3 separate regions of the Mus musculus genome follow, and all the other regions are linked to region 3. Evidence: chromatin loops called from intact Hi-C (ENCODE). Cell type or tissue: heart. All regions are shown on one strand. Region 1 overlaps Dgkk (diacylglycerol kinase kappa). Region 2 overlaps Tfe3 (transcription factor E3). Region 3 holds the start of 2010204K13Rik (RIKEN cDNA 2010204K13 gene).

Evidence for each region. A loop is a pair of places that touch in the nucleus more often than their neighbours do. Peaks named below come from ENCODE experiments on the same cell type or tissue, not always from the same donor. Only the 100,000 strongest peaks of a DNase experiment are listed, where the experiment ranks them.
Region 1: it touches region 3 in a loop (5-fold over the local background); 7 of 42 quality-filtered maps call a loop at or near these places.
Region 2: it touches region 3 in a loop (2.3-fold over the local background); 6 of 42 quality-filtered maps call a loop at or near these places.

What each region holds. Positions count from the first base shown.
Region 1 is chrX:6,918,093-6,926,092 of GRCm38, reverse strand. It overlaps Dgkk (diacylglycerol kinase kappa), which reads right to left. Exons shown (of 28, transcript NM_177914.3): 14 at 1,830-1,929; 15 at 1-149. Among named protein-coding and RNA genes, the nearest start is that of Ccnb3, 120 kb to the left of the region's middle. In heart, a CTCF peak has its summit at 3,755 (motif pointing left); no DNase peak of the experiment used is centred here.
Region 2 is chrX:7,772,009-7,780,008 of GRCm38, reverse strand. Tfe3 (transcription factor E3) reads right to left here. Exons shown (of 10, transcript NM_172472.3): 9 at 7,413-7,560; 10 at 4,807-6,515. The coding sequence ends at 6,078. It overlaps Gm39487 (a long non-coding RNA gene), which reads left to right. Exons shown (of 3, transcript XR_003953042.1): 2 at 7,167-7,663. Among named protein-coding and RNA genes, the nearest start is that of Tfe3, 13 kb to the right of the region's middle. In heart, CTCF peaks have their summits at 3,098 (motif pointing right) and 7,019 (motif pointing right); no DNase peak of the experiment used is centred here.
Region 3 is chrX:7,417,178-7,425,177 of GRCm38, reverse strand. 2010204K13Rik (RIKEN cDNA 2010204K13 gene) reads left to right here and starts at 2,190. Exons shown (of 2, transcript NR_027924.1): 1 at 2,190-2,299. In heart, CTCF peaks have their summits at 2,172 (motif pointing left) and 3,938 (motif pointing right); DNase peaks (open chromatin) are centred at 2,187 and 3,977; H3K4me3 peaks cover 818 bases; H3K27ac peaks cover 652 bases.

The DNA of each region.
Region 1 (8,000 bases), 500 kb after region 3:
GCTATGTGGTCTAGTTGAGGCACGAAGGGTTTTCCATCTGCTTGGCTTCTGCTTCCATATGCTGTGGCTGTCCTCTCAGCGGAGGCAGCTACTGCATCCTCAGCCAGGAGATCAATAAGGACACTGAGTTTATCATACATTAAGTCGCTCTATAGCGGGAAGAAGGAAATGGGAGTATTGTTAGGAAAGACAGAAGGAGCAGTAGGGATGGTATGGGGGAGACTGAAAGGTAACACTGCAAAGAAGTCCATATGTGAAGTGATGAAGGACAGGCGATGCTGACACCCATAGGGTAGCAGGGGATTTGTTTCTGAGCAGCTGCAGGTATCTATGCATGCTAACGGTTTTTCTCATGTCAAGATGAATGGCCCTTGAATTTGTATGGATCACAGATAGAAGGGAGAAATGGAAACATTTTCCTGTTAGTATTTTCATAAGCATGCTTCTATGGATGCTGGTGTGCCTTTGGATAGTGTTGGTGTCTGTCTTCAAACATATGTATTTCAAGGATGCGCATCTGCCACAACATTATTTAAACTTTACTTAGAGTAGTAGGTTTCAACCTACCAAATGCTGCAGTCCTTTAATATATATAGTTCCTCATGTTGTGGTGACCCTCAAGCATAAAAATATTTTTGTTGCTAATTCACAACTGTAATTTTGCTACTGTTATGAATCTTAATGTAGATAGGTTAATATACAGGATATTTGATATGCCACCACTGTGAAAGGGTCACTCAACCCCTTCCCAAAGAGATCATGACCCATAGGTTGAGAACTCTGACTTAATAGTTTGTGGTGTGAGACAACTTTCTTAAGCTCTTTATTCCTCTACATCTGAGGTCAGCTGTAAGAATTATATAAATTGATACATTAAGAGCACTTAGAAGACACTCTGACACAAAGTGTGTGCCATGTAATTTTTATTGTTATTGGGTCTGTTTATTTCTCCCCCTGCCTTGGTTTTTCAAGACAGAGTTTCTCTGTGTAGCCCTGGCTGTCCTGGAACTCACTCTGTAGACCAGGCTGGCCTCGAACTCAGAAATCCACCTGCCTCTGCCTCCCAAGTGCTGGGATTAAAGGCGTGCAATACCACTGCCCAGCTTATTTCTCATTTTTAATGTATATGTGGTATGCCTGTTCATGTTTTACTCATATGTGGGTGCACATGTGTGTGTGTGTTGGGGGAGACCAGAGGTCAATGTCAGAATTAGCCTCAATCACTCCTTGACCCTATTCAGAGCCAGGTCTCTGAATCAAACCCCCAGTCCCCTGACATGAATAGCCTCTAGCCACACTGTTCTTAGGGTCCCCTGCCTCCACTTTCCAGAGTGGAATTGACAGTGCTCACCCAGAAGTTATGTGGGCTTCTGGGGTTCCAAATTTCAGTCTTCACATTTATATAGGAAGCCCTTTAACTGTTGAGCCATGCCCTACCTCCTGCAACCTGGCATATTTCTATTGTATAAATATGTTTGCAGCACCATTGTACTAATATCTCCATCTTTTGCAAATGTATATGCATATATCTTTATGCATGCTTTGGTGCATAACTCCATTCACTGATCCTTAATGTACACTACTGTCTATTTGTGGGCAGATTCTTGATATATAACTAGGTGCATGGAGATGGATATGGATTTACATCAAAGCACCAGTGTTCATTTGGCCAAGATGAAGTTCTGAAGTTGGGCCTTCCTCATTAAGAAGATTCAGCACCCACTTAACTTTGCCACTACTTGATGATTCCCCAGTAAGAGGCACACTCTTGTATTGAAAAAGTGAGTGCCGGCTCACAAAGGGATGAGATAGTAAGAAAGGACACTTACTTTCAAAATCACAGACTCCACTGCTGTGCTGTTCTGTTTTATTTGGTGCCAGGCCTTTACAATATCTTCCACAAAATCTTCCACTGCTGAGCACAGGAATCTGGAAAGATGAGGTAGATAGCATATGTGTTAAGAGCCTGTGAGACCTAGAGTTGTTATAGATCTTCCTCCCCCTTCTGTCTCCTTTTTACAACATACCCTGCCTTCTCTGTCCACTTTCCCTCTTACCATCCGTCTTTCTGTGTTTTATTTTTCCCTGTACATATGAGGAAGCATGCTCCTTTCCCACTTAGGTCCAGTTTCACCCCACTTCCCAAGGGATGTACCTGAGATAGGTTTCCTAGCATTTCTTAGTAACTGTTATATATGACCAGAAAAAGAGACTTTGTTTGGCTTACATTTTCACCATGGGTCAGTCGGTGCTAGTTCAAGGGCTAGCTGATAAAGTATAAATGCAATGACACAAGGGAATGTCTTTTGTGTATGTGATTAGTGCTTCTCAGATGAGAGTGTAGTGGATGGGCTAAGAGCCTTTGTTCCTAAGAGTGCAAGAGAAAATGAAAGAGCCAAATGTTTAGGAGGGGGGTGTGTTGCTTGAGTTATAAGACAGCACACAGGTAAGGCATCAGTCCCTGGATACTTGGCTCAAACTTCCACTAGTCCCCTAATATTCCAGGGCTGATGGGACCTAGGACTCTGACTTTTGCCACCCTTATGCCCAGAGGTAAGGAGTCCACAGAGAACCCGCCCATACAAGAGCTGTGGATACCCTAGCTGGACCTGAAATGTAAGCAGTCTCCAGAATATTAGCCACCACTCCCATTTCCACTCACTAGACATTATAATTTCATATGTGCAAGTCCCAGGAAGGAAACAAACAAAATTGGCATGCTAATCCAAGAAAACTTATATCCACAAAAAATTACTGATCCCATAATAATGAAACCTAATGAAAAGGATGGGGGAGAATTTCAGAGAAAGGATTAGAAAGAATGATTATAAGCATGTCCAAACAACTCAAAGAAGACAAGACTAGTCTCTAAGAGAACAAAAGAGATAAAGAAGTCAATACACATTATGAAAAGAGAATTCAATAAAAACATAAAATTACTGAAGAAAGTTAAACTGAAATCCTGCTGGAAATGAAAAAGCCAATGAACAGGACTAGAAGCCACACTGCAGCATGAATTGCTTATTACAGTTAAGTAATTGAAAGGGACCTAAGTACATTAACATCCAATCTGCTTCTTCTCCAGTCCTAGAGTCTATGTGATCAATACCCCAATAAACCTCACGTACCATCAAACCCGTGGAATATCTCTATTAGTGGCTTGAACTTGCTGCTGTGATCGCAACCAATGCAGGCACCAGCACCACATGGCCATTTTACTTCATTTAAAATAGGCTCAAAGAATCCCACCAGGATATCCATAAAAGTGTTGGTAGGAATTTCATAGAAGGGTTTTCCAGTGACTGCTGCCAAGGCTATGACCAGTAAGTAAGTCAGTGGGAAGAGGTGAAGCCATGGGAGCTAGGCACACCTCTAAACAGTGCTTTGGCTACCACAGAGCCAGCAACGGCTTCTGTCTTTGTGTGAACGCAGCAAGTGGGGCTAGATGCAGTTTGCCTTAGCTACCCACAGCCCACAGAACAGAGTCAAAAAAAACTATATATAAGACAACCCAAGAGCCCACTGGTAGGAGCTGGTAAAAATCAACACCAAGTGTGACCAGGGCCACAACCAGGACAGGAGAGAAAAACCAGTGGCTCTAACAAAGAGGAAAAAAAAGCCCAAACGACATTCAGGACAGCGATCTTGTTTTCGTATATCCCACTTCATCGACTTCCTCTATAGCTATTTCTTATGTATGATGCACAGTAGGGCATTATAAATGCAGGCCAACAGTGTCCCCTGCTGTTCACACCTTTTGCTGTTTTACTCCCTCTTTTGCTTTCATTTGTTTCTTCCTTCCTCTTTCTCCATATGCATTCCTTAGTACTACGTCTCCTAAAGCCCAAAGGCTGACCTTATTTATGAAATTGGGATACATATCTTTACCTCTACTTTTTAATCTACCACTAGTCAAAACTCCCATATATTAACTCCATGTCTCCTTTGCCTCGATTATTCCCATCCCTACTTCCAACATAAGAACAGAACACTCATCACTAGACTCAATGGGATTGTTCACCTCCTCTCTTCTTTTCCATTCTTCTCATACTAATATATGAGCATACACAGCAGCATTGGGGGTCCTTTATTCCCTAAAGTAGTCAGTACTTTTTAAGTGTCTTTTTCATACTCACTTTCTAGTATTTTATCAGAGTGCTTGAACTATGGAATAGTGACTGGTGCTTCAGACAGTAGTCAGTCCTCAGACTGGAGACAGAGCCTGCTACCCGGAACACTAGTCTAACAGATGAAAACATTACCCCACCCGCTGCAACCCAGTCTCTCCTGAGCATTGCAAACATACTCACTGAAAGAAGAGAGGCGACCAGAAGAAAAAGAGTAAAAACAATGCATCTTAATCCCCCAAAGCTGATCCCACTGCAAAACCCCATGTAACGTGAAAACCCTATCTCCTCCAGAAATTACCAAGCCCATACTAATGACCCCCAAGCAAAATTGATTAGACAAAATCCAAGTTTCAGAATGCAAAGCAATAATTATACATATGTAATAATATCTCAGAGAGGACTCCAGTCGTTTCAAAGATAACACAAAGAGACAGCTGGATGAAACAAGGAAGTCAGTTCAGGATCTGAAAATAGAATTTAATAAAGAAATAGACATACCTAAAAACCTCAAACCATAATAATGATGGAAATGAAAAACATACTAGATCAAATAAAAATGTCGGTGAAAAGCGTCCCAATAGGATGAATCATATGGAAGATAGACTATTAGGCAATGAAGACAGAATGGAGCAGCAGCTCTCAACCTGTGGGTGGTGACCCCTTTGGGGTTTGAATGACCTTTTTATAGGGGCCACTTGACACCTAAGAAAATATTTGCGACAAGTCCCTTCTGGTCAGCACCAGCACCCGGTCACCTAGGGCACGGAGTCGGTGGATACCCCCATGGTCCCTAGAGGACTCTCCACGGGATTTTAGGATCATTGGTGAGTGGAACACAACATCAGTTCCAATCCAATAGGGTGGGACCTGAGACAGCATTAGGGAAGCAGAAAAGCTGGCCTGACCAGGGTCACAAGTCCCTTCCGGTTGGCACCAGCACCGGGTCACCTTGGGTGCCGAATCAGTGGACATCTCCACAGTCCCCAGAGGACTCTCCACGCGATCTTAGGATCAGTGACCAGACAGCTCCATGCTCCTCAAAGGAGACACCATTTCCAGACACTGTAACACGCCCAGGATCTTTGACAACAGGATCCCAGGATAAAAGGAGCTTGGTCACATCAGTATTTCAGGGTCTCAGAGGAACTTGACTGCCAAGAACTCTGATACACCCAGAATCTCAAGTTCACAGGAGCCCACAATCAAAGGATCACAGAGAAAGCTGAACTCTGAGGAGTCCTGAATCAACTGGGATTATAGGAAGGACAGGCTCTAATCAGATATATTGAGGGCAGCAAGCACTTGAGATAATCAGATGACAGAAAGCAAGCATAAGAACAGAAGCAACAGAAACCAAGGTCACTTGGCATCATCAGAACCAAACTCTCCCACTTTAACAAGTCCTGGATGCACCATCACATCAGAAAAGCAAGACATGGATCTAAAGTCACTTCTCATGATGATGATGGAGGACTTTAAGAGGGAAATAAAGGAAAACACAGGTAAACAGCTAGAAGCCTTTAAAGAGGAAACACAAAAATCCCTTAGAGAGTTACAGGAAAACAATATCAAACAGGTGATGGAATTGAACAAAAACATCCAGGATCTAAAAATGGAAGTAGAAACAATTAAGAAAACCCAAAGGGAGACAACTCTGGAGGCAGAAACCCTAGGAAAGAAATCAGGAACCATAGATATGAGCATCAGCAACAGAATACAAGAGATGGAAGAGAGAATCTCAGGTGCAGAAGATTCCATAGAGAGTATGGACACAACAATCAAAGAAAATGCAAAATGGGATGGACCATCTAGAGACTGCCATATCCAGGGATCCATCCCATAATTAGCCTCCAAACGATGACACCATGGCATACACTAGCAAGCGTTTGTTGAAAGGACCCAGATATAGCTGTCTCTTGTGAGACTATGCCAGGGCCTAGCAAACACATAAGTGGATGCTCACAGTCAGCTATTGGATGGATCACAGGGCCCCCAATGGAGGAGCTAGAGAAAGTATCCAAGAAGCTAAAGGGATCTGCAACCCTATAGGTACAACAACATTATGAACTAACCAGTACCCAGGAGCTCTTGACTCTAGCTGCATATGTATCAAAAGATGGCCTAGTCGGCCATCACTGCAAAGAGAGGCCCATTGGACACGCAAAGTGTATATGCCCCAGTACAGGGGAACACCAGGGCCAAAAAGGGGGAGTGGGTGGGTAGGGAAGTGGGGGGGTATGGGGGACTTTTGGGATAGCATTGGAAATGTAATTGAGGAAAATACGTAATAAAAAATATTTAAAAAATAAAAAAAAGAAAATGCAAAATGCCAAAAGATCCCTTTCTCCCTACCTATTCAATATAGTACTTGAAGTCCTAGCCAGAGCATTTCGACAACAAAAGGAGGTCAAAGGGATACAAATTGAAAAGGAAGAAGTTAAAATATCACTATTTGCAGATGATATGATAGTATATATAAGTAACCCTAAAAATTCCACTAGAGAACTCCTAAACCTGATAAACAGCTTCAGTGCAGTAGCTGGATAAAAAAAAATTAACTCAAACAAATCAGTGGCCTTTCTCTACACAAAGGACAAACAGGCTGAGAAAGAAATTAGGGAAACAACACCTTTCACAATAGTCACAAATAATATAAAATACCTTGGTGTGACTCTAACTAAGGAAGTAAAAGATCTGTATGATAAGAACTTCAAGTCTCTGAAGAAAGAAATTAAAGAAGATCTCAGAAGATGGAGAGATCTCCCATGCTCATGGATTGGCAGGATCAACATTGTAAAAATGGCTATCTTGCCGAAAGCAATCTACAGATTCAACACAATCTGCATCAAAATTCCAAACTCAATTCTTCACTGAGTTAGAAAGGGAAATTTTCAAATTCATCTGGAATAACAAAAAACATAGGATAGCAAAAACTCTTCTCAATGATAAAAGAACCTCTGTTGGAATCACCATATCTGACCTAAAGCTGTACTACAGAGCAATTGTGATAAAAGCTGCATGGTACTGGTATAGCGACAGACAGGTAGACCAATGGAATTGAAGACCCAGAAATGAACGCACACACCTATGGTCACTTGAGTTTTGACAAGGGAGCTAAAACCATCCAGTGGAAAAAAGATAGCATTTTCAACAAATGGTGCTGGCACAACTGGCAGTTTTCATGTAGAAGAATGTGAATTAGTCCATTCCTATCTCCTTGTATTAAGGTCTAATCTAAGTGGATCAAGGAACTCTACATAAAACCAGAGACACTGAAACTTATAGAGGAGAAAGTGGGGAAAAGCCTTGAAGATATGGGCACAGGGGAAAAATTCCTGAATAGAACATCAATGGCTTGTGCTGTAAGATCGAGAATCGATAAATGGGACCTCATAAAGTTGCAAAGCTTCTGTAAGGCAAAAGACACCGTCAATAAGACAAAAAGACCACCAACAGATTGGGAAAGGATCATTACCAATCCTAAATCAGATAGGGGACTAATATCCAATATATATAAAGATCTCAAGAAGATGGACTCCAGAAAACCAAATAACCCCATTAAAAAATGGGGCACAGAGCTGAACAAAGAATTCTCACCTGAGGAATACCGAATGCCAGAGAAGCACCTAAAAAAAGTTCAACATCCTTAGTTATCAGGGAAATGCAAATCAAAACAACCCTGAGATTCCACCTCACTCCAGTCAGAATGGCTAGGATCAAAAATTCATGTGACAGCAGATGCTGACGAGGATGTGGAGAAAGAGGAACACTCCTCCATTGCTGGTGGGATTGCAAGCTTGTACAACCACTCTGGAAATCAGTCTGGTGGTTCCTCAGAAAATTGGACATAGTACTACTGGAGGATCCAGC
Region 2 (8,000 bases), 350 kb before region 3:
CCCAATGGTGATAACTTTAGCTGAAATACCCAACAATGGGGAGATACAATCTGTAGAGACCACCTCTAGTAGATAGGCACAGCCCCCAGTTAAGGGATGGGGCCACCCACCCATCTCAAAACCTTTAGCTCAGAAATGTTCATGTCCAAAGGAAAGATAGGGACAAAAAATGAAACAGAGACTGAAGGAAAGGCCCATCCAGAGACAGCCCTACCTAGGGATCCATCCCATCTGCAGGCACCAAACCCTGGCACTATTGCTGATGCCAAGAAGTGCTTGCTGACAGGAACCTCGTATGGCTGTCTCCTGAGAGGCTTTGCCAGCATCAGATATACAGCAATACAGATGCAGATACTCACAGCTAACCATTGGACTGAGCCCGGGGAAGGACTGAAGGAGCTGAAGGGATTGCAACCCCACAGGAAGAACAACAGTATCAGCTAACAACGGGACCACCCAGAGCTCCCAGGGACTAAACCACCATCCAAGGAGGAACCTACAGCTCCATCTGCATAAGTAGCAGAGAATGGCCTTATCTGACATCAATGGGAGGGGAGGCCCTTAGTTCTGTGGAGGCTCAATGCCCCAACTTAAGGGGATGCTAGAGTGGTGAGGCAGGAGTGGGTGAGTAGGAGGAGGTGAAAAAAAAACTTTTGGCACAAAGCTATTCAAAACCGTTGTCCTCCCTTTTATCAGCTAGCATATATTAATTATACATAATAATGGGCTTCATTAAGACATTTGCATACATGTCTATATTTTCATCATATTCACCTCCAGATCCTCTCCTGTCCCCCTCCTCCTTCCACACTCCTTCTCAAGTAGTCCTTTTTTCATTTCAAGTAATTTTGTGTGTGTGTGTGTGTGTGTGAGACCCAGTGACTTAGCATGGGGGAGGAGTTATTTACAGAAGCAGGAGGCCCTTATCAGTGGCCACCACTGAAGAAAATGTCCTTTTCTCCTCCCAGCAATCATTAACTGCCAAAAGCGCCTCACTGGCTACAGTTAACTGCCTCTAAATCCTTCAGGTTTGGGGGAAGTTGTGAGCCATGGTTTTACTCTGAAGCCCTGGCTGATCTCAAGCTTCCAGAGATCTTTTAATCTGGCTTCCTGACTGTCTACAAATGCGACCCACCAAACCTAGCTTCTTTTATTATTTTAAAACCGCGCGCACGTGTGTGTGTGTGTGTGTGTGTGTGTGTGTGTGTGTGTGTGTGAGAGAGAGAGAGAGAGAGAGACAGAGAGACAGAGAGAGACAGAGACAGAGACAGAGACACAGAGAGAGAGACAGGAAGAGACAGGGAGAGACAGGGAGAGAGATGGGAGGTGATGGCATGTGCCTTTCATCTCAGCACTCAGGAGGCAGAGGCAGAGGCAGGCAGATCTCTGAGTTTGATACCAGCCTGATCTACAGAAAGAGTTCCAGGACAGCCAGGCTACACAGAGAAACCCTGTCTCAGAAAAACCAAACCAAATCAACAACAAAAAATAACAAACAAACAAAAAAAAAAAAGCAAAAAAGCAACCCTGTCAGCCGGGTGTGGTGGTGCATGCCTTTAATCCCAGCACTCGAGAGGCAGAGGCAGGCGGATTTCTGAGTTCGAGGCCATCATGGTCTACAAAATGAGTTCCAGGACAGCCAGGGCTATACAGAGAAACACTGTCTCGAAAAAAACAAACAAACAAACAACAACAACAAAAGCAACCCTGTGTGTACAGGAGCTGGACTCAGCTATTAAGGAGTGTACTCAGCTATTAAGAACAGTTGTTGCTTTTACACAGGACCCAGGTTTTATTCCCAGCACCCACATGGCAGCTCACACCTGTCTATAACTCCAGTCCCAGGGGCTCTGATGTCTGATCCTCTGACCTCAGAGAGCACCAGGCATGCATATACATACATGCAGGCAAACCTCTCCTACACATAAAATAAAATATAGCTGGCTGTGGCAGCATATGTCTTTAATCCAGCATTCTGGAGGCAGAGGCAGGCAGATCTGTGAGTTTGAGGCCAGCTTGATCTACATAGTGAATTCCAGGACAGCCAAGGCTACATAGTGAGATGCTGTCTCAAAAAATTATTGTGTATGTCTAACAAAAATTGGCGTGTTTTAAATTATTTTTGAATGTGATATTCGGGAGCATTAATTACACTTGCAATGCTTAGCCACTGATACTATGTATTTTCTGAACTTTCTTTTATTGTCCCAAACAGAAACTGTACCCTTAAAATAACATCTATTATCCTTTATTATCCCGGGGGTAGAATGGCTCAATGGTTATGAGTAATGACTGCTCTTCCAAAGGACCTGGGTTCAAGTCTCAGCATCAACATGGCAGCTTACAACTGCCTGTAACTCCAAGATCTGATGCCTTCAGTCATACATGTAGGCAAAACACCAATGCACATAAAATAAACTATCTATTATTCTGAACTTCCCAGCCTCTGGTAACATCTGTTGTACTTTCTCTGTAAATTGCATAGTCTAGCTACCACATGAGTTATACCACATATGAGTTATATGTCCTGTGTCTGGGTCATATCACTTAGCATAACTGTTGTCTGTTTTGGTTGTGAGCTCTAACCTTTAATGGCCAAGTTATCCCTCGAACCTGAGGCCTTATATCTTGAAATGTATTCTTCTATGTGTTTATTGATTGGTTGTTTTAGGTTTTTTTTTAAAAAAGATTTATTTATTATTATAAATAAATACACCTTAGCTGTCTTTAGACACACCAGAAGAGGCTGTAAGATCTCATCATGGGTGGTTGTGAGCCACCATGTGGTTGCTGTGATATGAACTCAGGACTTTTGGGAGAGCAGACAGTGCTCTTACCCGCTGAGCCATCTCACCAGCCCTGTTTTAGGGTTTTTGAGACAAGGTCTTGCTATGTAATCCAGGAGTGGGGCCTGAAACTGCCTGTGACCAACATGCTGGCCTCAAACTCAAGAGATTCACTTGTCTCTGCTTCCCAGGAAGTGGAGTGAAAAAGGATAGCAGCATGTCCTTGTTCTCTATTTTAATAATTCTTTCTCTTTCCTTTATTTCTGAAGTGCATGGATGGTTTGTGTTAGTGCACCGTGCACATGCAGTGCCTAAGATAACCAGAAGAGGGCATCAGATCCTCCTGGGACTGGGGTTCCAGAGCCACACTGTGCAGGGCCTGGGAATGGAAACCTGGGTTCTTGGGAAGGGTAGCCAGCGCCCTTTACTGCCACACCACGTCTCCAACATCCTTCTTATTTTACAGCATCCTTGTTTGTGAGACAAGGTCTCACATAGATCAGGCTGGCCTCAAGTTTACGATGTAGTACAGGCTGGTCTGCAGCTCCTGACCCCTCTTTCCTTTGCCTTCCAAGTGCGGAGTTTACAGGTGATTTCGTTTACCCAGCTGGCTACTTTTTGTTGGTATTGTGTGTAGGTTATGTGAGAACACGTGTCATGACCCACATGTACACCATGGCTGTCAGAAGACAACACCGTGGAATTGGTTCTCTACTTCCTCTTTTAAGTGAATTCAAAGAATTGAACTCCAAGTGGTCAGGTTTGTACCAAGTGCTTTTTACCATTGTACTGAGCCATTATCACCCACCCACTGTGGTTCTGAGACAAAATCTCAACTCACACTATAGCATAGCCTAACCTAGAACTTCCTCCTGCTTCAACCTTGGGATTGCTTGGCAGAACGTCCCTTACTATTCCTGCTGCAGCCTCCTAAGCACTGGGTTTCTTCTCATGAAGAGAAGATGCTGTAACCGGGACTGTGCACTCACAGGGACCAGCCTGGTGGTGATGTTAAGGACCAAGTCTGATGCTTGTCCTGTTGATCAGTAAGTATGCTGAAGAATCATCAGAAAAAGATTCCTCCCGGCTTTCAAGTGATGAGACAGATGTGTCATTCCAGACCTCAAGAGGCAGAGGATGCAGCTTGTACTATTTGAGACTTTGTCTTAAAAAAAATTAATAAAGAGGCTACATATGTGTGCTTATCTACATTTACATGCCCCACAATACCAAATTCATGTGCTTCCCTATTTTTTTTTTTTGTTTGTTTTTTCGAGACAGGGTTTCTCTGTATAGCCCTGGCTGTCCTGGAACTCACTTTGTAGACCAGGCTGGGCTCAAACTCAGAAATCCACCTGCCTCTGCCTCCCGAGTGCTGGGATTAAAGGCGTGCACCACCATGCCCGGCTTTCCCTATTCTTTTGTTGAGATGGGTCTGTATAACGAAAGCTGCCCTTAACTTGCAAACTGTCCTGCCTGCCCCCTGTGGTGTTCCAGACATGGTGGCAATGCTTGCTCCCACCTGCACTGGTTTTGTTTTTGTCTTTGTTGTGTCTGTGGGAGCTTGAATACCTTTTGTTGAATACCTCACATACTTTATCAGCGAGCCTGCAAGGCTGGGGACATGGCAGAGTGTTGGAGGGCTAGCTGGGTCTCCAACTACAGCCCTGTAAGGAAGAGTAAGTATCTCTCTCTGCACATGGCATTCCAGCGTAGCGCACTTACAGGCTGCCTGTCTGCAGAAGGTACTGCCTCTCCCACCAGCGAATGGCAAGGAAACGGGCATACAGAGCAATACCCCCAGGGAAATCAACGAGGCGAAAGCACAGCAGTTCAGCTGATCCATGGCAGGCTCTTTGCTTTTGCTTACAGGTAGTTTCCCTCTGGGCTCTCCTTCTATCTAAAAATTCTCTATTTGGTCCTCTGAAATCTGTTCTACTTTTTTCTAGAATTGTGATTTCTCCTGACCCACAGGGGGCCATGATCATTGCACCATTAAAAACAAGAACGGGAGACTCAATGCCAAAGTTAAAAGCGCATCAAACACGCCTAGCATTTATTATTTTAGTCAAACCTACAGACCCCTCAGTAAACCCTCCTCGGGGCCTGGCCCCAGCAACTTAAAGCTGAAGACCTTGGGTGTAGGTGGCAGGGACGGGACTAGGTGGGGACTGGCTCTGAAACAGGGGTAGTCTCTCGAATGGAGAATGGTGTGGATGGGGCAGAGGTCAGGGTTGACTTAGCATCTGAGTGGGTGGGTTCAATAAAAAATTCACAAACAAAACACGGATACATTATACCTTTGCCACCATTCCTCCCAGGCCCTGCCTTTAAGGGAGACTTCTCTGTTTCCCTGGGCTGCTAAAGAGCCTGGGCATGCCCTTTCATTACCATTTTCTACAAGGTGAAGGGAAGTACTGGGGTGCCTAGACTGGGTCCACACTAATCCCTTTCATCTCCCAAAACTGCCCCTCAAGGCAGAAAAGGCAAGGTCGTCCCAAGGGTGAGGACCTAAGTTACACTTGATCTAGGTCAAAATCTGTTCCCTTCCCCAAGAATAAGGTCAGCACAGAGTCCTCACAGGTCAGGTCCCAGGTTGGTCCTAGGTTAAGGCAGGGAGCTAAGGAACTGATCCTCCCTGCCGAATGGAATGCTTGCACGGTGTCCTGCTAAGGGTCAGGGTTAGGACTGGGGCCTCTACATGGGAGATCAGAGCCTAGTAATTCCTCCATACCTGTAATACCTGCGCTGAGCTTTTCCTATAGAGAAGGGATGGGTCCCAGGGGGACGGGCTGGATCACACCCTTACTTCTGTTCCTTGCCAGAACAAGTCAGGGGTCAAAAGGAAGAGATAGGGATTAACCCTCCAGGGGTGGGACACTTATTTTTTTTCTTCCAGTGCCAGGAAAAGTTGGACTGGCAATTCCCAGAGAAGGAATGGAGTAGCATCCTGGCATCTCCTTTCCTTCAGAGACCTGTTTCTAAGGATCTCTAGTGGCCAGGGGCATACCCTTACCCTGCCTCCTTCTATCACCGAGGCAGGAGTAGGACCAGGGGCGAGGGGTAAGGCTATGATGCTCAAGTGATGAACTGTGATTTCCCAGCTCTCTCCTGCCTTCTTCCCCACGAATGGAAAGGGGGCAGGGCCTCACCTGATTCCTCCTCCTTGCCTATTACAGGGTTGGGGCCTGATTGCAACTCCTCTTCCCCCAGATTTCCTGGACAGGACAGTCTCACAGGAGGGTAGGGAAAAAAGGCAGGGTCTCATCCAGGGGGAGGAGTGAGGCCTGATCAGGACTCCTCTTCCATGCTGAAGCTGCTACGGCGGCTGCTGGCCTTGGAAACAGCCGGGGATACTGAAGAAAGCAGGGGGTCAGAAGCAGCCCGCAGTGGGGACAGGGCACCCCCTGACAGTCCTCCCACCATCCCCTCCTCCTCCATCAGAATGTCCTCTAGCCCTAGGTGGAAGGGGTCCCCCAGGTCTCCCAAGTGGTCGCTGGGAAAGTGTAGGTCCAGAAGGGCATCCGAAGGTGGTGCTGGAGGCTGTTGTGGAGGAGCGTTCTGGGCAGGTCCTCCCGATACATGGAACGTTGTGCTAGGCCTGCCCTCCTCCTCAATGTCCAGCTGTTCTGGCTTGAGGCTGTCAGAGACCGAACTCGTGGTTAGGGAGAGCAGTCCTGGGTTGGGAGGGACTGGCAGACCATGGATCTGGGCCTGCAGTTCTAGCTCCTGTAAAAACGAAGGGGTGGGTACAAAGTAAGATGGGGTGCAAAGCCCGTCACAGGTAGAAGAGTGTCTTCATTGAAAGGCCAGGCTACTAGGTTCCAATGCATCCTCTGGCCCTCACTACTTGCCAAATTTTATGCTTAGTCTCTGAGCCCCAGAGTCCTCCTCTGTAAAATGGTACAATAATGGAAGGTTCTCTCATATGGCTGTTTCTGGAAATTAAATGAGTTAAGGGGCATACAGCTCTTATTACAGCACAAGTCAACATATATGCGACATACATTAGACTACTATTTGGAGAATCTCTTTGCTACCCCCCCCCCCCAGACAGGGTTTCTCTGTGTATCCCTGTCTGGCCTTGAACTCAAGAGATCTGCCTTCCCCTGCTACCCTGGAATTAAAGGCATGTGCTACCATGCCCAGATGAGACTCTTTTATTTTTTTAATATTTATTTTTGTTGTATATTGGTGTTTTGCCTGCACATACATGCATCATGGGTACAATGCCTGTGGAGGCCAGAAGAGGGCGTCAGATCCCCTGGAACTGGAGTTACAGACAGTTGGTTTTTGTTTTTGTTTTTGTTTTTTAAAGTGCTCTGGAAGAGCACCCAGTGAGCCATGAAACCATCTGTTTCTTACTTCTAATTTTTACAGGCAGAGTCTGGCCTTGGCCCTTGAACCCACAGATCCCCCAGCGTCTGTCTGGCTCCTGAATGGTAGGATGAAAGGCATAGCAGAGAAGCACCATGCCAGGTATCCTAACTATTCTTGGTAATGCTGTGCTGTGTATTTATGTCATCATCATTTGAATTGGGTTGTCTAAAGGGAAAGCCGGTCAGTGCTTTGCCTGCCTCTACCTGCAGAAGTGTCAGTCACCCTCCCAATTTTCTCTCCTCAAACCTGAATCCGGAGCTGCAGGCTTCGGTTGGCTTGTTCCAGGGACCGCTGCCGGCTCTCCAGGTCTTTGGAGCGTTGCTGTTCCTTCTGTAATTTGCGGATGTAATCCACAGATGCCTTCAGGATGGTGCCCTTGTTCCAGCGCATCTCCCTGTGGGGCCCGAGAAGAGGGAGAGATCGAATACTGCACACGTGACTCGCAGGGGGGATTGTACCACGCAGAGCGAATACCTGACCACATGGCAGAATCCGAGGTAAATCAAAGGGTTAGAGTGCTTTCGATAAACCCTATGCTTGCAATCATCCAGTGGCGGCCATTATAGCCCCAAACCTAGAAGCCCTCCTGACCCTTTTTGGCTCGTTTCCTCCATGACAGCCAAGGCTGGCCTCTCAAGTGTTAACATAGGAAACTATTTTCATCTCAAGCCCTGTACTCGGATACAACCCTGCACCTAGAGTGCTTTCCCTCCACCACATGGCCTCCTCAATCTTGCCCATTCCTGTTCTGGGCTGGGAATGAACGGAGGGCCTTGCACGTGGTAGGCAAGCACTATGCTTAGCTACATACAGAGCTCCGTTTTTTTCAGCTCT
Region 3 (8,000 bases):
TATTATTCAAAGTATTTGGTTTGCTATGGTATTTTTGAGCATAATTTGTTTATGCTGGTCTTCCTTCTCTCCTCCCCGTCCCCTTGCCTCTCCTACCCTCTCAGCCTCCTTCCTGCTTCCATGCCATGTCATGTCTTCTATTTTTGTTCTCTCCCCTCATCAACACCTCCATCAACACCTTCTTTCTCCCCTTTTGTCTCCTTTCTAGTTTCATATCACACAACACACACACACACACACACACACACACACACACACACACACACACATCTGTACATGAGAGAGAACATCCAGTATTTCACTGCCCGCCTGCCTGCCTGCCTGTCTTCTTTTCTTTCTCTTCTTTTTTCTCCCCGAGACAGGGTTTCTCTGCTTGGCTGACTTCCTGGAACTTGCTCTGTAGACCAAGCTGGCTTTGAACTCAGAAATCCGCCTGCCTCTTCCTTTCTGAATCTGGATCACCTCACTTAACAAAACAATGTCCAGGTCCATCCTTTTCCCTTTCAATTTCTTTTTTAAAGTACATGAGTTATTTAACTTTTCTGAGTAGTAATCATAGAGTCAGACAATTACATTCACTGCTAACCATTTGTTGCTAATTAAAACAAACAAACAAACAAACAAACAAACAAAAAACAGTTTTCTAGGATTGGTTTTTAAAAAATTACTTGATATTTAGGCACCAAGAAGTAAAATCTGTATCTTTGATTTTCTTAGGTTAATTTTATGTGGGTGTTTTTAATGTTTTTTATAAATTAAGTTTGTTCTGTAATAATGTCATATATGTTTATATATATGGATTCTGACTGCTCTAATCCTTACTTTCTTGTCTCTCTCTCACCCCTGTCCTCCCTTTCCTACACTCATGGCTTCTTGTTTTGTGACATACTCAGTTTAAAAAGGGTTGCTTATGTGACTGTAACTGTGGAGTTATGCACTGGACCTGGCTGGCTTCCCTAGTGGGTACATATCTGAAGATAATGATATCCGGTCTTCCAGAGTCTACCAATAGCCAATAGTTCCCCAGGGTCCTGTAAGTACTGACAAGGTAGGTAAGGGGAGGTGCTGCTTCAAGTAGGGTAGCCTTGGGAGCCTTGTCCTCTTTGAGTCTCAATTTTGTCACCTTTAAAATGCTACCAATTACTACCCCACAGGGTTTCCACACGTTGGCACTGTGCGGTGGTGTAAAGAGGTGCCCTGTCCCCAAAGGCACTGTGAACATTGCCTGTATCCAAATCTGAACTTTCTCAAAACTATAGCTTAAGGACCTGAATATACCAGAGATGGGGACCAGTCCCACTTGCTGCCCATTAACAGGCTTGCCTTACACCTCACCACGCTTTCTTGCTGCTGCAGAGAGTCCGCTCTCTTCTTCCACATTTCATTGTCACCTCAGGCTGCAATATATCAGGTGACACACTTGCTGTTCTCAGGTGAGGACAGTCACGTCCTACTCCAGATCTGTAAATGAGGTCCACAGGCCAGTGTGGCCTCAGCTCACATCTGCTATCAAGATACTGTCCTAATTAGAAAAAGCAAGCTGTAGAACAGTGTGTACAATATATTTGTGTGCATTGTAAGATAAACATATGAAGTATGCTTATGTATTTGTAAACAAATTATGAAGGAATATGTGAGGAGTTACGCTTTTGACTAGTTCTAATGGGAAGAAAGGAGACTTTTTACTCATTATTATAATTTGAAAGTTGTTACCAGGAATACAGTTTCTTTCATAATAAAAAACCTTTAAGTAAAAACATAGATAACATATAGAAACATATAGTCATGTGTTGTATGATGATGTTTGATCAACAGACCACATATATGATGGTGATCCTGTAAGACTGTGATGAGGATGAAATAAATTCTTATTGCCAAAAGATGGCAGAGCAATTGCCAAATAAGTAACACTACAGTACTCATATGTGTGTGGTGACGCTGGTGTAAATGCAGATGCAGTACTAAAAATAGGTAACAGCCAAACTCCACAGGTATCTGCAGCTCTTGGTTTGCTCATCTGTGAAATCATAGCTAATCCATAGGGCCACAATCCATAGGACCACTGTGCTCATTGAATGACTCACGCTCAGGAAATGCTTCTGCTTAGCAAAATAATGGTATAGAAGAGGCAGAAGGCAGGCTGGTTTGATGTGATAATCTCTTTCGCCACCTTGTGGTTGGTGACGCACAAGTCAGCCGTGCCGCGACACGTGTTAATAAGCAGAGACTCGAGCTTCCTCCAAGTTTGGACCTTAGTGGGCCGGATGATTTGGAACTTGGAGAACTGAGAAATAAAAACGTAAGTAGGTAGCTTATGGCTCTTTCATTTTAGGTCCTTATTGTCTAGACGCTTTACTTACATTCCCTACGCGTGCGTGCGTGCGCGCGTGCACGAGCACACGGGGAAACTCCCCCCTCCCCCCTGCCCCCGGTACTTAAAGAAGGTAAAATGTGCGTGTGTGTGCGTGTGTGCGCGCGTGTGTGTGTGCGTGCGCGCGCGCGCGTGTAAGGTGTTCGTGCTGGTGACTACAGAGGTTACAAGAGGGGCATTGGATCGATCCCCCCCCCCCGAACGTGAGTTATGGACCACCACGTGGGTCTTAGGAATTGAACCCAGACCCTCTGTGAGAATTAAGTGCTCTCAACTATTTATGCATCTTCCCACCTCCAAGTGTTAGTTTCCACAAGTAGATGTTGTGGATGTTCTAGAGACATAGTTCGGAACTCAACCACAGCAGTGTCCATGCGGACAAGAAGAGGGAACATACATGTTTCTACTACTTAGTCTCTAAATCAGATTTCTAGCCAGCTACAAGTTTCTTTGAGCTCCCTAATAGGTCGAGGGGGAGGGGCGTGCACACACACATACCCATGCCATCTATCATCTATATCATCTGTCGTCTACCTTGTTACCTAAGGAAGGAAAACCAGTGTCCCTGCGCAGAAATGTATGTGAGCTAAACACTCAAACACATAAGATAAATAAATCTTAGTTGATTCTAATCCTTACTGTCCCTTGGTCATGGTCTATCACATCCATGGGGCATGGCTTCTGCCAGGCAGTTCTTGTTTTCCTCATGAGCCAAAGTTGTATGGAAGAGCATCCAATCAGTAGAACCTACTAGGGCATAGTCCTTCCCCTAGGCTAAGCTTGGGTTTCCATCCGAGGGAGGCAGGACTCTGAATGGAAGGATTTCTGAAAAAATTACAAGGACTGTTGAGAAATGCTTGGGTAAGGCAGGGAACCATGAGTACTTCAGATCTTGTCTTCCTTTCCCAGATCCAGCTCTCCCAACAACAGTAGGCTTGAGAGATGTATGGCCCAGGCACACCTGGGAATCTAGAGCTGCCTAATTTTTGGTTAGGTTACATTTAAGCTATTTTCTGGGTAGGTAATGTGTTAACAAATGGGAGGGTTGTTTTTGGACTAGGGTCTCCACTGGAGTATGGATCATGCTGTCTAATTTACCATTGTATTACGTAGCTCAGTGCCTCATGAACAAACTAAGTTGGTCATTGCCTTGAACGTGTATATTTTTATTGACATTTCAGGCCCCTAATCTCAAGAGAAGCCTAAGGAGTGTTGTTTTGGTGTCTTGTTAACTAAGGGAAATCTAGAGGCAGCCCCAGTCTTATAATCTACAGTTTCCCATAGGGCTTCTGACTCCCTCCCTTTCCAGAGAGAGGTCTTTCTCTCTTCCACAGTCAGTGTCTCCATTCTGATACTTCTATGCAGCCAGATGTTTTCTAGGGCCAGTTCTGCTCTCAGGACATGTTTTCAGGAGGAAGAGATGAATCATTCTAGCTTTGGTATTGCTGCATCTGAAATCCTGTTGGCATTGAACTTAATATCCAGGGGGGATGGTTGAGCTTGCCTGCAGCCTTGGCATTTGAGCAAGTACCTTATCTCTAGCTTTGTCTGTGACTGCTAAATGGCCACTAGAGGGAGCCAGTGGAGCTTTGGTGGAACATGGCACTTCCTGTTTGCACTCGGTTCCTGTTCTGGGGGGGAAGAAAAAAAATCACTGTTGCTTAGCAACAAGAAAGCCAATCATGCTTGCGTCTCATGCCTCTGTCACTAACCCCAAGTGAGACATAGAACATAAAGTCTCCTTCAGATATTATATACTGTAACGGTTTGGAACTTACTGGTCACTTGAAATGTGGCCTGTGATCTCATTATTTTAAATGGATGGAACTTGAGAATCTCATCCTGAGTGAGATAACCCAGAGCCAGAAGGACACGCATGGTATGTACTCACTTATAAGTGGACATTAAATGCAGGATAACCATGCTACAATCTACAGGCCCAAAGAAACTGGGTAATAAGGAGGTCCTGAGGGAGGATGTGCGAGTCTTACTCAGAAGGGGAAACTAAATAGGTGGATGGAGAGAGGGAACTGGGTAGGAGAGGAGGCGAGGAGGGGAACAGGGATGACGATCAGATGTGGGGAGAAGGGGGGTGAGAAAGGCCTGGGAGTAAGAATGGAAGCCTGAGGGGGGTGCATCTCTGGTGACTAGCTAGAGGCCTGGGATGGGAGAGGATACAGGGAGTCTATGGGGAGTATACCTTAGCTTAGATTCCTAGCAGAGGGCACTGAAATAGGGGACTCAAGACAGCCCACATATTCAGTGTATTTGCTAGACAGACTCATAGGACTCAGTGTATCTTTGCATTCATGACTCAGGTTTTATTATAGCAAAAGGATGTCCAATAAGGCCAATGGGGGCAACTACTTCGGGCCTGGAGAGATCTATGCACAGGCTTCCTCATGGACTTTTCCTCTGTTGAGGGGACATACTAATATACCCTTTCTTAAGAATAAAATGCACACTACATAGGTGGTATATTTTATCCAAGAAAGCTTAGAGCACACGGTTGTTCCTGGAGACTGCTTACTGAACAACCACTGCCTATCACGCACCAAATTTCAGGCTCTCAGAAGAAAGCAAGCATTGTAGGCTACATGGTTTGTACAAATAACATGTCGGGTGCCATATTCCTTTTGAATTTCTGCTTTAATAAATTATCCCAAGCATGTGCTTCTAACCCCAGAATCTGGGCAGCTGGGTCAGGTGGACTATGAATCTAAGGCCTGCCTGAGCTATGATACCCTGTCTTTAAAAACCACAAACAAAATCTATGTTAACCAAACTATTTTCAATTACCTCAAACCCAGAGGCTTAAGGTATACAGTGTTATCATCTTAGAGTCCAGCAGGTCAGGAAGGTAACCTTGGGTTAGAATGCAGGTGTTGATAGGGCCAAGGTCCTGTCTGATGGGCTAGGCCTCCAGTTCCTGTTTGCTTAGGTTGTTTGTCAGAATTCAACTCTTTTGGGATTATAGGCCAAAAGTCTATTTCCTTATCAATAAGCAAGGGAGGCCCTAAAAATGGCCTTCTGATTCTTCTCTTATTTCTCCTCTGAAAGGAAGCTCCCTGCAGCAATAGAGACCTCTAGATCTCTATGTAGGAATAGAGAAGCCTAGATTTCTATGTAGGAATAGGGAATTCTAGTCTTGGTTTTACAGAGGCTGCAGTGCTTGGCACACCAGCCACTCTAATCTCAGCTTCTAGAGGCCACCACACTCCTTAACTTGCAGCTTCATCTTCAAATTCAAAACCAGAATATTGAGTGTTTCTCAGATCTCATCTCTCTAGTCTCCCCTGGGAAAGGGTCTCCCACCTTCATGAATTTATGTGAGTAGACTGGGCCCACTCAGATGAGCCCGATAATTCTTCCATCTGAAATCCCATAACTTTAATTACATCTTCAAAATCTCTTCTGCCATTGGGAGCAACAGGATCTGGGGATTGAGTTGCAAACAGCTTTGAGTGGGGACCCAAGAAAGGGCACATTTCAAAAGGTAATGGTTTTGAGGCTGTTGTGGCAAGTCTTCTGCATATCCATATGTATGGAAAGAAAGATGGGTGCTATGTATTGACTTAATAGAAACTTGGACCCAGGGCTCAGCCCACAAAAACACCTTATTCCCAGATTCCAGTATGACATACACATTCTCACTTTGAGACTGGGCAATGCTGTTTATTCTCCCTTCAAAATCCAGTTAGGAGGGAAGGTTGAGGAAATGGTTACATGATGATGGTTATTATTAGCATAGGGACTGGTAGAAGATAAATAGTCTACTAAAAATTCTTAGCTATGTGCCATGAGCAACTTGTTTTTGTAAGTTTGATCTTCTCTGATATTTCCAAGCGTGATCTTACTGTTTCATAGATTTAAATGAGAGAATGCATATAAGGCACGTGTAAGATAATCGCTTTCGGATCAGAATGGCTGGTGTGCTAGGTGCTGCAGCATCTGTAAATCCAAGAGTAGAGTTCCCTATTCCTACATGGAGATCTAGACTTCTCTATTTCTACATGAAACTCCCTTCCAGAGAAGAATCAGAAGGCCCTTTCTGCTTGAGACAGGGTCTTACTCAGATTCTTGGTGGTGCCACTGACCCTGGTTGCTTTGGCATTTCGTGAATGCTTATCACCTTATGAAAAAAAAAACTTACTTCTCTTTCATCTTATGAAGGTATGCTATTGTGAATTCTTAACCTTTGGGTGTCACCTCTGCCTCCAGCTTGTCCTTCTACCCCAGGCCTGCTACAGTCACAACAGGCCTAAGGTTCCTGACTCAGAATAGAGATATTTTAGCAGATGCTCTAATAGAATCAGAGATCCCAAGTTTTAAGTTCCAAAAGGACATTTGTAAAATAGAACTGCATTAAAAAAAAGTTATAAGAATTTAGGCCTTTTGAATTCAAAGAAATAAGGACCTATAGAGAGGCATAGAGATATATGTGGCCTGCAAAGGGTTTGGAGCCATCCCAGACAAGATGAACATCCTACACAGAAGAGAGAGCTTATCGGGAGCCGGGATACTGATGACAGCATTCAAGGCTAAGGGATTCAATCAGCATTTCAGACTACATTGAAACATTAAAGGGAATCTCTTCCCTCCTTCCCTCCACTCCTCCATCCCTGCCTCCCTGCCTCCCTGCCTCCCTGCCTCCCTGCCTCCCTGCCTCCCTGTCTCCCTGCCTCCCTGCCTCCCTGTCTCCCTGCCTCCCTGCCTCCCTCTCTCCCTCCTTTTCTTTTCTTTCTCCATAATGGATTTGGGTTCCTTTTCATCTCCAAATACCATAATAGTGTATCCTGGGTGGGGGGGTCTCCGATTTCCACTCAGTTATCTTTTCATCTGAACATAGAGATTGAGAAAGTAAAGGTAATCTGTGGTGCTCATGAAAGGCCAACATGGATGTGATGGAGTGGAAACCATTGGAAACCAGAGGCACACACCATGTTTGTAAGGAGCAACAATTTGTCTAAGAGTCCTCAGCAAAATCGACTTGAATCCACACTCCACTGCCTTGATGGTGGCTTGCAAATGAAGATTCCCCTTTTCCCACTGCTAGAATAGTCACGAGTTCTCCTGTAAGAAAGGCACAATATCTAGATCACAAATCAGCAGAATGTTTCAACACACCTACAATCAGAACAATGTGTTCTAGGGTCAGCTGTCCTCCACGAGAGATGTCAGGTTCTTCCAATTTTTTTGGTGGAAGAGAGCCTGGTTAAGACTAAAAAGTGAGGCATGAGAATCAGGACAGGTTAAAACAACTAACTCAGTGACATGTAGTCTCTTCTAGCACCAGTAATACTTTGCGACTCCTAATGTAACAGCACTCTGTATTTCGGGGACGTTACCCATGCACACTAGAGAAAAAATAAAATAAAAATGACCTAGGAGTGCTGTCTAACATGGTTAAAAGCCCACCTGAGCTGCATAGGTGCACACCAGGGCAAAAAGTGTCTCTCTGAATGACAAGCCCCTGGGACTGTACTAAATGGTGTTTGTGGGTACCGTTTTTAAGGGAGAGGAGGTGGCGTATGATATGATTATCAGACCGTTCTGATACATAAAGGGTTTTAGCAGGAGGGAATCATGATGTGCGTTTTATTAGCTGTGTGCCCTATGAAGACACGTT